Linked DNA regions of Mus musculus: all the other regions are linked to region 1. Evidence: chromatin loops called from intact Hi-C (ENCODE). Cell type or tissue: heart. All regions are shown on one strand. Links, peaks and the distances in the headings refer to the core of each region. The heading gives the core; the rest is flanking DNA.

Evidence for each region. Hi-C counts contacts between places; a loop is a spot of excess contacts. Peaks named below come from ENCODE experiments on the same cell type or tissue, not always from the same donor. Only the 100,000 strongest peaks of a DNase experiment are listed, where the experiment ranks them.
Region 2: it touches region 1 in a loop (4-fold over the local background); 2 of 42 quality-filtered maps call a loop at or near these places.
Region 3: a loop joins it to region 1, with 10 times the contacts of the local background. A loop is called at or near these places in 10 of 42 quality-filtered maps.

Annotation. Positions count from the first base shown.
Region 1 is chr14:47,392,314-47,400,092 of GRCm38, reverse strand. Dlgap5 (DLG associated protein 5) reads left to right here. Exons shown (of 19, transcript NM_144553.2): 12 at 413-573; 13 at 1,583-1,675; 14 at 4,119-4,338; 15 at 5,776-5,956. Among named protein-coding and RNA genes, the nearest start is that of Dlgap5, 22 kb to the left of the region's middle. In heart, for the core only: a CTCF peak has its summit at 3,641 (motif pointing right); a DNase peak (open chromatin) is centred at 3,782.
Region 2 is chr14:47,296,843-47,299,342 of GRCm38, reverse strand. Gm35078 reads right to left here. Exons shown (of 2, transcript XM_006519856.4): 2 at 938-1,360. The coding sequence ends at 955. Mapk1ip1l (mitogen-activated protein kinase 1 interacting protein 1-like) reads right to left here and starts at 1,069. Exons shown (of 4, transcript NM_178684.6): 1 at 938-1,069. In heart, for the core only: no CTCF peak of the experiment used is centred there; DNase peaks (open chromatin) are centred at 292 and 1,102; H3K4me3 peaks cover 1,714 bases; H3K27ac peaks cover 1,866 bases.
Region 3 is chr14:47,275,843-47,278,342 of GRCm38, reverse strand. Wdhd1 (WD repeat and HMG-box DNA binding protein 1) reads left to right here and starts at 1,486. Exons shown (of 25, transcript NM_001360532.1): 1 at 1,486-1,822. The coding sequence starts at 1,746. It overlaps Socs4 (suppressor of cytokine signaling 4), which reads right to left and starts at 1,423. Exons shown (of 2, transcript NM_080843.3): 1 at 1,122-1,423. In heart, for the core only: CTCF peaks have their summits at 1,207 and 1,407; a DNase peak (open chromatin) is centred at 1,402; H3K4me3 peaks cover 2,500 bases; H3K27ac peaks cover 2,073 bases.

The DNA of each region.
Region 1 (7,779 bases), core at 2,101-4,600:
TGATGGTTGTGAGCCTTCATGTGGTTGTTGGGAATTGAATTCAGGACCTCTGCTCGCTCCGGTCAATCCCGCTTGCTCTGGCCCAAAGATTTATTTATTATTATAAATAAGTACACTGTAGCTGTCTTCAGACACCCCAGAAGAGGGAGTCAGATCTCATTACAGATGGTTGTGAGTCACCATGTGGTTGCTGGGATTTGAACTCAGGACCTCCGGAAGAGCAGTCAGTGTTTTTACTTGCTGAGCCATCTTGTCACCCTCTTGTGCTCAGTATTTATGATTAAGTTTTTTTTGGGTAGTCATTTTTGTTTTGCTGTAAGAATTTGATTCTGCGAGCTCGAGGGTATTAGAGGTTAAGACTCAGTTGTCTGGCTTGCTATAAAGGCCCGTTTTCATTTCTTAACTTCTTTAGCTAAAGGTCTTATCCGTACAACGGTTGGTCAAACAAGACTCCTTATCAAGGAGAGATTCAGACAGTTTGAAGGACTGGTGGACAACTGCGAGTATAAACGGGGTGAAAAGGAGACGACCTGCACAGATCTGGATGGATTCTGGGATATGGTTAGTTTTCAGGTATGTGTCAGGTGTGCTGCCCACATCTGCTTCTGACATCGGTAAATGGGATGACAGTAGTTCAGCTACTTATGGTGTAAGGGGTGAGCTCTCAGGACACCCCATGTCAGCTTCACTGCCTTCTCCCCTATGCTGTCAGAGTCTGTGATAATGGTGTGTGTGAGGAGTGAGCCAGTGAAGTTAGGAATTCCTGTCCTATGCTGGGCATTGTAGTTAGAGATGACTGAAAGGCAGAGTCAAGCAGGGCGTGGTGGCACACATGGTGCCAAATCCCAGCTTGAGGCCAGCCTGGTCTACACTTGCAGACAGCCAGGGCCACACAGAGGAACATAGAATCTGACTCCGTCTTACAGCATCCATACTCAAGTGGGCCACGCAGTCACACACATATAACATATACACGTAAGATAAAATCAGTCTGGAAGGAAGGAAAACAGAGCAAGCAGTCAGTTGTGTGTGGCAGCATACACCTTTAGTCCCCTCACCCCGGGAAACTAAGTCTATAGAAGTTGCATTCAGAATTCAGAATTATTAACAATATTCAGGTGCTTTCTACTGTAGAGAAGGATATACATAGGTTACGTGCAAATGCCAGGGAATCTCATGCTCTCTGGTGTGTGTGTGAGTTGCTGAGGACCTGACTTGGGGCTTTCCCTGTGCCAGGCAGGCACTTGAACACACAATTTACAGTGACTTAAACAGCATCTGGGAGGTGGAGGCTGCAAGATTGGGAGTTCCAAGTATTTTCTTGGACAATATAGCAAGTTGTGGGTTTTCCTGGGTTCATGTGAGTCTCCTCTCTCTCTCCCTCTCCCTCTCCCTCCTCCAACTCCCGACACCACCACCACCACTCTACACATAAATCCCCATACACAGGCCTTTAAGTTTAATAACTAACCAGTTCTGGATCACCATTTTCTGTTTATTTGACATGGTCATTCATTTTAGAGTCCTAAAGTAGCAATTTTGACATAGCACTAATTGCACAAACTCGGGCTTTTATCACCAGGTCGATGATGTGAACCAGAAATTCAACAACCTGATCAAACTTGAGGCGTCAGGATGGAAAGACAGCAATAATCCAAGCAAAAAAGTCCTCCGGGTAGGTTTGTGCATCCCTAGCACAGATTCTGCTCTGGTTTGTTTCTAAGAATGTCGTTATTTACGTGGGTGGGTGCTTGTGCCGTGAGGGGCAGCAGGTGAGGGGCAGAGGGCAAGCTGGAGGCATTGGCTCTTCACTTCTGTTACAGAAACTCTGACGCTTCACAGACTGAATTCATATATTGCTTATTACATTCTGATTGCCGTGGGGGCAAGGGAGCAAGGATATACTCAACACAAAATGTAAGACGTGTCCTTCCAAAGAGAAGAAAGTCACAGATGAGTAGTAGACTTGGGGTACCTCGGTGACTTATGCTCCTAGACAGTGGGTGGATGTGCATGTGTTTGGTTTATTCTGAGAGTTGGACCCGTGTTGACATATGTTTGTGGCAGCCTTGTAATACCAGCTCTAGGGAGGCTGGGCAGGGTTCAAGACCAGCGTGGGCTACATAGCAAGTATCAGGACAGCAAGGACTATATAGCAAGACTCTGTTATACACAACCAGAACACACCTCCTATGTTTATGTATTTGCTTGTGATTGCAATAGCAGTAGATAATTTGTGTTTTGTTTATGCTAAACTCTAGATAGTCACATGTTAAGCTTTATAGCAGTCCAGTTGGTTGGGTGCTATAGTCACAGTTTATGATTGAAAATTCCAAAACTCCAAAGATGAAATCATTTGCCCAAGGCTTTCATTCCAGGGTTCCTCATTCCAGAGCCCATGCTCTTAGTGGGCAGATCATGCAAGCTTCTTGTGGGACAGACTGTGGAGTGAGAGACGTTATGTATTTCTTCACTGTGCTTATGAGGTTTTCTATTTTTCCTGTAAATCATGCTTTTTAATCTAATAAGAATCCACTTGGGTTCAAGAGCTGCTCTCTGTTGCACACACAGGGCGGCCTGCAGAGGCTGCGACTCCAGCTCACACAGGGCAGCCTGCAAAGGCTATGACTCCAGCTCTAGGGCCTTGATACTCTCTTCTGGACTCTGGGGACAGGACACCTGCACTCATGCACAGTCTCACACATAAACACCCATGTACACATAACTTAAAGAGCGTTCTGAAGTCCATCGTACACCTCAAATGGACGTTTATCAAACGGTCAGTCTCCTTCTGACACTTTATACTATGTTATGCAAACAAAGCTGCTCTGATTCTGTCTCAGTAAAATAAACTTTATTATTTCCTCTCAATGAGATCACAGTACAAAGATCTGAGAAGAATGGTCAGATCGTTGAACACACTTTACATCTTCTTTAATGGTAAAGGATGTTATTTATAAAAAATGGCTAGTATAATGATAATTGTTTTTTGGGATGGGTCTTACTAAATATCCCAGCCTGAATTCAAACATAGAATCTGTTGGGGTCCAGGAGTCACCCCATAAACCAGGCGAATATTGATCTCAGTTAAACAAGGATGGTTTATTGAACACATACCCTGAGACCGATCAACCAGGGCAACAGCTCAAAGCTGTGCACTGGACATTTCTCAGGGCCAGCTTATAGAGGCTGAAACCACAGTGAGTTCATGCGCAGGTGCTGAAGGGCTGCCCGGTGGTCAGCCCTGACTCAAGCCATTTTAAACATAACAGTTGATATTGATCTTTGATTTGATGGGTCCTTTGTGAAGCTTACAGCTGTGGGATCTAAGATTAGCAAGCCTTATAACATTCAGCACCATGACAGGTTCTGTGGGAAGCATGCCCCCCAGTCTGGGTCTGGTATTTTCTGTGTCAATGACTGGCAGGCAACAATATGAAATAGCTGGTGGGCATGGAACAAAATGGCTACAGCTATGCTGGGGGCGCAGGGACAGGCTTAGCAGAATCCTCCTGCCTCAGCTTCCAGGATGCTGGGATTACAGACTTGCTCCTGACATACTGTGGGTATTTCTTAATTGTGTGTTTAGCTCTCAAAGTAATTTATCAGTGTCTCTATCATATAAGAATTGTAATTCTGCCTGTGACCACCAGATGTCTCTCCTTCTACATTGTTTGGTTGTTTGGAGAGAACTTTATGAAACCTCATCCACCAGCCCCCATCCCCACCTCCTCCAACAAGGGCATACCTACTTCAGCAGGGCCACCTCTAATTCTGCCTTAACAGTTCTGACTGGGGACCAGCCATTCCCACGCATGAGCCTATGGGGGTCGTTTTCATCCACACCATCAGACGCCACAAGGTGGTGCTCAGTCGGTGGGATGATGTCCCCTTAATATCAGCTGGTCCTGAGCTGAAACAGGTGTGCATTCAAGCCATGGGGGACAACATAGTGAGACCCTGTCTCAGAATAAAAGTTAAAAGGGCTACGGACTTAACTTCAGTGGAAGAACGATTTCCTGGTATGCACAGGGAGGGCTCTGGGGTCAGTCCTCAGTACCACAGGAACAGGAGAAGGTGGTAATGAACATACCTTTAATTACTATTTCTCCTTGCAGAAAAAAATTGTGCCCGGTAGAACAAGCAAAGCAAAGCAGGATGACGACGGACGAGCGGCAGCTAGGAGTCGCCTTGCAGCCATAAAGAATGCAATGAAAGGCAGGCCACAGCAGGAAGTGCAGGCCCACGCAGCAGCTCCGGAGAACACAAAGGAAGTTGACAAAATAGTGTTTGATGCTGGGTTTTTCAGAATCGAGAGCCCAGTGAAGTCATTCTCAGGTTTGTAGCTTTGCTGAGACTGAAGAGCGGTGTTTGGGCCAACTGGGGGCTGGAGTGAATGGTGGAGAGTGACTTTCCCATGAAAGAGCCCACACGCTGATGGCTAGAAGTGGGTTCTGTGCTGGCAAGCCTGCGTGCACATCAAATATTGAGACGAGTGCGGGCTTGTGCCTGTTCTCCAAGTGATGCCATAGCTGTCTCTGCCATGCAGTGCCAGTCTGTCTGTGAGGTTCCGAGACAAGCTGGGCTAGGGGTACAATGCAGAGGAAGCAGACCTGAGCCATCACACTTCCCTCAGCCATGCCCTTCTGCACGGGGGTTGAGGGAGTCATCTGTGCTGCTGTGTTTGAGATCCTTGGGGGCAAACTCAGCTTGACATATGGTTAGCAAGCACTTGTCCCTCCAGACATAGCCTCCTTTTCTGAAATCCTCTCTTTTTAGACAAGGCTTGGCTAAGTTTCCCAGGCTGTCCTTGGACTCACACAGGCCTGTAGCTTGCTGTCTGAGCCTCTGGAGAGGATGTGGTGTCGGGCTTGTGCCACCAGCCCCCACTGCGCATCCCTGTATTCAACAGTCTCCTGTACGCTACCCACGTGAGGTCATTCTCTTACCTCCTGCTAGGACTGTGGTTCTGGCAGCAGCTGCTCAAGTGCCATGTTGGAGGAAGCCGAGTATCTCAGCAGTTTATCTGTAATGCTTTCTTGTTCCCCTGTTCCCATGACTAGCCTATGTTTCAGCGGTGTTTGGTAACCATCTACAGCAGGATACAGCTGATGTCTCAACTTACCAGGAAAGACTCTCTTTTGACTCGGGGTTTCTCTGTGTGGCCCTTGCTGGTCACTATATAGACCAGGCTGGCGTCAAACTCACAGAGATCTCTTACCTCTTCCTAAGTGCTGAGATAAAGGTGTGCGCCGCCACTCCTCTGAGTCAACGCTCTTGACCCAAGCACTTGTTGCCTGCGTTAGCTAGGGATAGCCCACTTGCTAATTTACATTATACCTTCTAAAACATTCTTCCTGTAGAGGTGCACCTCTTCGTCTTTCTTTCTAAGTTTTAGTTTGATTTTATGTACCTTTACCTACACTTTGTCCACACCACGTGTGTGCCTGATGCCTGTGGAAGTCAGAGGAGAATATCAGATCCCCGGGACCTGGAGTTAGAGCTGTCGTGAAATATCACTAGGTGCTGGGAACCAAACCTGGCTCCTCCGGGAGAACAGCCAGTGTCCTTAACAACTGAGCCTCTCGGCAGCCTTTTGCATCATAGGCATGGCATATGAAAGCTAAGCACGGGCTAACGTGACGATCCTCTTGTCCCACAAAGCCCCTGGTACTGGACAGTAACAGATGTTGACAAGAGCAGGCTCTGTGCCTCCTCTCTGAACAGAGACTGGCCGGAAAGACTTGCTATGGGGCTTGTTCTTCTTATTTCCAGTCCTGTCTTCTGAACGTCGTTCTCAAAGATTTGGAACACCTCTGTCTGCCAGCAAAGTTGTGCCTGAGGGCAGGGCTGCAGGGGACCTTCTGAGACAGAAGATGCCACTGAAGAAGCCGGACCCTCAGAGCAGCAAGAGCGAGCATGTTGATCGGACGTTTTCAGATGGTCTTGAAAGCAGGTATCTCTTTCATGTGTACTGTGAGTTTAGTGGTATTGACGTGAGCTATCGTTCCATATGGTTAAGCTGGTAAAGTATATATATCAGCCGTATGTTTCTAATTAAACTTCACATGTAACCCTGTAACATGTGGGCAAGGCTTCCTCTTTTCTAAGGAAACAGACTTCAGATTTCAGGTTGGAACCAACTCTAGTGTTGGTAATCATAGCCACTCAGGGGCTGAGGTGGAAGGATTATTTCGCCAGCAGTTTGGAGCCAGCTTTAGCAACACTGCCTGTCTTAAAGCACCAGGACTGAAGTTGGTAAGTGGTCCTGATGCAATTGGCAGAAGTGTACCGTGCAGTACAAGGGAGAGAAGCAGTGTGGTATCCTCTGGTGAGAGAAAGTGCCCAGTGTGTGCAGACAACCTAGACATCGCTTTAGGTCATTAGCTAGCCAACCCTTAGAGTAGCCCTGCCAGGGACGGGGAGAGAAACTTAAGTGGTATCTTAATGAAGTTTAGCTTGTAGTTGCTCAAACTGATCCATTCTCTACACAATTGCATCAGCATAACCTAAGCTGTCCTTCCGGTGGCTCATAGATAAGTGTGCAGCTCATCTGAGGGGGAAGAGGAACCTTAAACAAGTAGGAAATTGTAATCTGATGTCTGGAGAAGATGTTGGACTTGTTATTAACCTGAAGTTTGAAAAATGTTAGCCGGGCAATGGTGGCGCACGCCTTTAATCCCAGCACTATAATGTCTTTTTAAACTTTTGATATATGCCAAAAGCATTTTCATCCTTTAGGGCCTCAAAAATGCTTTTGGTATTATAAAAATCTGTTTTGTAAGATATCAATTTATTATCATACTTTGTATAATTTATTATTAGACTTTATATAATTTATAGTTTATTATCTATATTAAGAAGACCTGTAATAGCAGTTGAGTCATATTGTTACTGGGGCCAGCAAGATAGCTCAGTGGGTCACTTGTTTTGCAAGCCTGTGGCCTTCACACACACACACACACACACACAGCTTTTTTAATGTTCATTTGCAAACGTTTACCAGAAGGCATCTTAAAACAACTTTGAACCAGGCAGTGGTGGTGCATAACTTTAATCCCAGTACCTGGAAGACAAAAGCAGGTGAATCTCTGAGTTCGAGGCCAGCCTGGTCTACAAAGTGAGTTCCAGGACAGCCTGGGCTACACAGAGAGACCCTGACTGGGAAAAGAAAAAAAAAAAACAAAACCAACTTTACAATAAGTTGATGTTTAAGATTCACTTTTATTTATGTGTGTGCGCTACACGTGTGTGGGTCCATGCAGGGGCAGAGGAGGACTTCAGATTTCCTGGAGCCTGACTTACAAGCAATTGTAAGTTGACCAATATGGGAACCAAACTCTCGTCCTCTGTAAAAGCAAAAACTCATCTCTCTGGAAGAGAATATTTTTAAAACAAACGTGAAGAAGTAAAATTTCATTCTGTTTAGTTACTTTGAATGTGTAGATTCACGCATGGGTGCTGTGGCGTGTGTGGAAGCCAGAGGGCGGCTTTCAGCAATCAGTTCTCTCCTCCTAACATTCGAGTGAGTTCCAGGGCTGAGCTCAGATCAGGCTTGGTGGCAGCTCCTTTACCTAGGAGAGATTATGACAGATGCATTGTCTCAATTTGTTTTTTATTAACATACAAATTAAGTGGGTTTGTTTGTGTCATCTTCATGGTTTTGGTTTTTGGTGGTCCTGGGATTGAACACAGAGCCTTCACATTCTGGGCAAGCACTCTGCCAGCCCTGTACTGTGTTCTTCTTTTCAATCACATCTTCATTTATATTTGTTCTGC
Region 2 (2,500 bases), core at 1-2,500, 99 kb after region 1:
CAACCTCTGTAGGGAGAATGAAGATGACACCGATTCCTTCTGTAATCAAAAAGAACATTCCAACCTCGGCAGCTGCAGGAAAAAGTTTTTGAAGGGAAGTGTTCTAGAGAGTGGCTCCAATACTCCACGACTAAAAACTGCCCTCCTCCCCACCCAAGGAGCGCCACTAACAAAGACTTCCGAGGGCGACTCCAGCTTCTGAGGGTTTGGCCTCCAAACAGGCCTTTCGCACATGGGGGAGGGGGCAACACGTGTGTGTTTCTGTAGTAGGCTGTTACACATCTACGGTGGGGTCTGGTTTAGATACTTCAACTTTAGGATTCGTGAAAACATTACTTTCAGTTTTCATGGCAGGGAGGAAAAAAAATGGTTCAAGCGTTCTAGCTAGCTCAAAGGAGAACGTCACTCACTCAGCCCATGGCACCTTCTGTCCCCCGTAGTCATTTAAAGAATGGGTAATTACGATCAGCGAGAAGCTTGTCACACAGAATTATCAGGCGCCAGACCTTGCTGTAAGGATTCGGGTCTCCTCCACTGTCGTTTTTATTAGAAATTAGTGGCTGGGATACCGGTGGAGGGGCAAGGGGACGGGGGGGGGGTGTGGGGGACAAACAAGCTGCCCTTTAGGGTTAAGGGAACAAAGGGAATCCGGGATCAACCGGAGCGAACCAGCCCCCAGCCGGTCACGCAGGCGGATGTGGGGGAGGGTCGCCCGCTCCCGCCTAACCCCTCACCCCCCGCCCGCCCCCGCCCAAGCCTGGCATGACGTGGGCGCCCCGGAACCCGACGGGCGCGACATTAGATCCCTCGGTCGCCTGGTTCCCGGGGGACCCTCCCCATCGAAAGCTCTAGAGCCGCCAGGCCCCCCGGGACCCCGCGTCTTCGCATCGTCTCCCGCCAGCCTCGCGCCCCGCCGCAGGCGCCCAAGCGGACTCACCCGGCAGGATCCGAGTCCTAGGCGCGGCACAGTGGCGGCGGTGAGTCCAGAGAGACGGGCAATGGAGACCCGCTGAAGGCCTGATGGACCGAGACGACAGCGACACGGCTCCTCCTGGCACCGGAAAAGGAAGCGGGGAGGCCGACCTGGCCGCCCGTTATTTCCGCCCGCCCCGCCCAGCTTGCACTGCGCCTCCAGCCGGCCGCCCACGAAACTGCAGGCAGGGCCGCGTGGCTCCGGGAGCCTGGGCTGTTTCCCTCTGGGTGGAGCGCGGGAAGGTTTCCCTGCTTCCTGAGTCCAAAAGACCCAAAGGAAACCCCCTGGCCGGTGATGCTCACCGCAACCCAGGGACTGAAAGCGGAGTTTGGATTCTCTGTGTTTAGAGGTTTTTGTAGACAGGCTCCAAGCTGGCTGTCAGTAGTCCTGTTAAAATCGAGGGTAAAGAGATGAGGGAAAAGGGAAGTCTTTCTAAAGGTCTTGCGAATGAAAACTTTTAAAAGCATATGTCTGCAGAGACTGAGTTGTATAAGTTGGAATTTCAGTACTGTGGAAAGATTGGAATGTTGCAGGTCCAGGGGCTAATTACCTTATCTTGGGCTAGTGCTAGCCCTCCAGAATAGCCACCTCTGTGTCAAAACTAATATCTTGTGGCAATAAGATTAAAAACCTTTTAGGTCTATTAACAGGCAACTAGCCTCTGCCAATCCAAAAGCTAAGAATGTCATCGGATAATGTCTTAGATGTATAGAAAAGCTTCCTCTATCTTGATGTACCCTCCAATGTATCCATCCACCAGTGTGTTTTAAACTTTGCCTTGATTTATAGCGTTCTCTGTTCTGTAAAACTAAAAACCTCGTGATACTGGTTCCATGTTGGGACATGGAATTTGAGGTAACCTAAATTTGTGTTTTGGTGCCATCATCATTCAAAAATGGGTCCAGAATAAGCTATCTCTGATTCCCTTTAAGTTTTAAATTAAGAATAGTGGCCTCAACCTGTGGTTTATGAACCCTTTGGGCGTCGACTCTTTCATAGGGGTCGAATATCAGATATTTACATTATTTATAACAGTAGCAAAAATACAGTTATGAAGTAGCCATGAACTAATTTTCTGGTTGGGGGTTACCACAACATGAGGAATGGTATTAAAGAGTCACAGTATTAGGAAGGTTGATAAGCCACTGCTGTAAGATGAGAGGTGTTGGGTTTTTGAGACTGGCCTCTGTTTCTGGGAGACTCAAAACTGACATACCAGAAAGCAAAATCTAAATCTACATACAGATTTTCAGCCGGTCGTGGTGGCGCACACCTTTAATCCCAGCACTTGAGAGGCAGAGGCAGACAGATTTCTGAGTTTGAGGCCAGCTTGGTCTACAAAGTGAGTTCCAGGACAGCCAGGGATACACAGAGAAACCCTGTCTCGAAAACAAACAAAACAAAAAAATTTTTTTCATTTTTTTTTTTCCTTCCCAGACTTCTGATGTATGTCAGGTCCCAAAGAAACCCTAGACAAGTAAGTGGCCTCCCCAGCACTTCTCACCCCACCCGCTACAGTAAACCTAT
Region 3 (2,500 bases), core at 1-2,500, 120 kb after region 1:
CTGACTTGGTTGTTAGGGCAGAGAGAGCGGGCAGGTGTGCTGACATCATTCATAGTTCTAAAATCAAATGGTATCACAGGCACTGTCTAAAGTATTTACATCAATAACTCTTGTTCCCACTTGCAAGTTTCTGAATGGTGAGCTCTGAAAAGCATTACTCTGAAATCCCATTACAATATATTCAATATATAGATGAGTATCATCAGCTCAACTTGAACCTCACACTGTACCTACTCATTTTTATTGTCCAGGTACTGGGCAAAAGAATTATAAATTGGCCTGTCTAAAAACAATAATTTCAAAATAAAAGTAAGTTACTCAAAAGTCATTGTCTCAGGTGCCTTTATTCTTGTGGGAAATTAACAATAGGGTTTTGTTTTGTTTTTTAAAAAAGAATCTCAGATTCTACTTGAGCCAACTACTCTTCCTTTTTATTCATATACAAATCTGAGTGTCTTTTTGGAACCCAGGTTCTTAGAAATGCCTTACAAAATGCCACCATAGCAAGAATACCACGGTTTGAGTAATAACTAAGCTTGCAATTTTTTTAATAAGTTATCTAGATCTACCTCTGTAGAGTTTTCCGGTAATAAAAATAAGTCTGACTGAAACTGTACAGTGGGTACCACAAAAACGCCGTCAAAGCCCCAATTATCACCGAAAATCATAATTTTCAACAGACCAATTTATTAATATGGAGAACGTGAAGAAACAAGAAAAGCATAAACTTAACGGGCCAAGACCTGACTTAGTAGAGGATGTGTTATCGACTGCCACGATGAACAGAAACCTGTAACAATACAAATTAGACCTCTCCTTTTAGATCTAAAAGCAGTTTGGTAAACTTTGGTCGGAACTAAATAGAAAACCCAAGTTAACTCTCTTTAGCATTATTTAGCTAGAGTCGCAAGAAACAAGAATCAGTCCATCCTTTATTACCACAGAAATGACAAAGTTGAGGGCACGAAGGGCGTGAAGAATAAAGGCTTGCCAAGGTCTGTCCCTAACCCGGTCCCGAGGAGCTCGATCGGTTCAAGGAGGCGACTACGGTGGCTCGGGAGGAGATCCTGAAAGGGCAGGCGTCAAACCCCAGCCCTCGCCGCCACCCTTCCCCCTCTCACCTCTCCGAGCTCAGCTCAAGCGGAGCTGTCCGAGCGCCTGCCGCCATCACCACCGCCATCACCCGGCGCTCGCTCAAGCGCGGAAGAGAGGCCCGGCCACTCCCGCTCCTCGTGCGGCTCCCGCCAGGCGGAGGCCTGGCTGTCAGCCCCCGCCCCGGCTCCACGGTCAGCCCAGAGTCAGACTTGCCGCTGCCTCCGCCTGCTCTCCAGGGACCGCCGCCACTTCCGGGTTCGGCTCCCACCTTTTCTTTCAGAGCGGCCCCAGCCACCAGCTCTCGGCTTCGAGGCGGCGCGCTTCTGACGCCACCACCCGGCGACCTCGGGCCGGACCTGGGCTGGGCGGCGGCGGGCCGCGCATGCGCACAGGGCGAGCGCGCCAGAGCGCGGGAAGCGGCTCCGTGCTTCCATCAGAGCAGACGCTGGTGCACACCGCTTGCTCCTCGCCCCCGCTGCCCGTGCTTGCAGAGGGGAAAGCTTGTCATCTCCCGGGCGTGTGTGACATACCTTCCGCTGCATCGTGCTGTGGCTCCTCGGGTGAGGGAAACAGGACTGCACGGCGCGGAGAGGACGATCGCCCTACTGAAAAAAATACCAGTTCTTACAAAACGGCTCAGGTAGGGAAAGATGCCGGCCACACAGAAGCCCATGAGGTACGGACATACGGAAGGGCACACCGAAGTCTGCTTTGATGATTCTGGAAGGTAAGCGTCTTTGGAAACAAAGGACGGGTCCAGCGTGAATGTTAGCCGTCATTCTCGGTATGGACAGCCGGTCGAAGATGACCGATGCGGAGGGACAGAGGAAGGAATAAACAAGGAGCGCCTCTGCCCTGAGGCTTGTTTGCTTTGAACTGTCGTGGCACTTCTAGGACCTCACGAAAATTAAAATCCTTTACCCAGAGGAGTGCCTTCCCGCCACTCACGTCCTCATTCGGTGTCATGTTTATTTTATGAGACAGTTAAGCATCAGCAGTTGCTGTAAATTGCAATGACTGTCGTGCCCAGGAGATGGAATTTTGCAGCTTCCTCTTTCACAGTGTCCCCTGTGTACTAGAGGACATAATGTAAATGTCTAGTTTAGGGCTCAATACTGAGAAGTCGCTTCTTGTCAGCACCTTGTGCGGTCATGAGGCTCTACAATCACCACCATTTACTGGAAATAGAGGCTTCTCTAATTCTTTCTTTCTTTCTTTTTTTTTTTTTTGGTTTTTCGAGACAGAGTTTCTCTGTATAGCTCTGGCTGTCCTGGAACTCACTCTGTAGACCAGGCTGGCCTCGAACTCAGAAATTCGCCTGCCTCTGCCTCCCAAGTGCTGGGATTAAAGGCGTGCTCCAGGCCGGCTGAGGCTTCCCTAATAAAGGCTGAGGGTAGCATTTGAA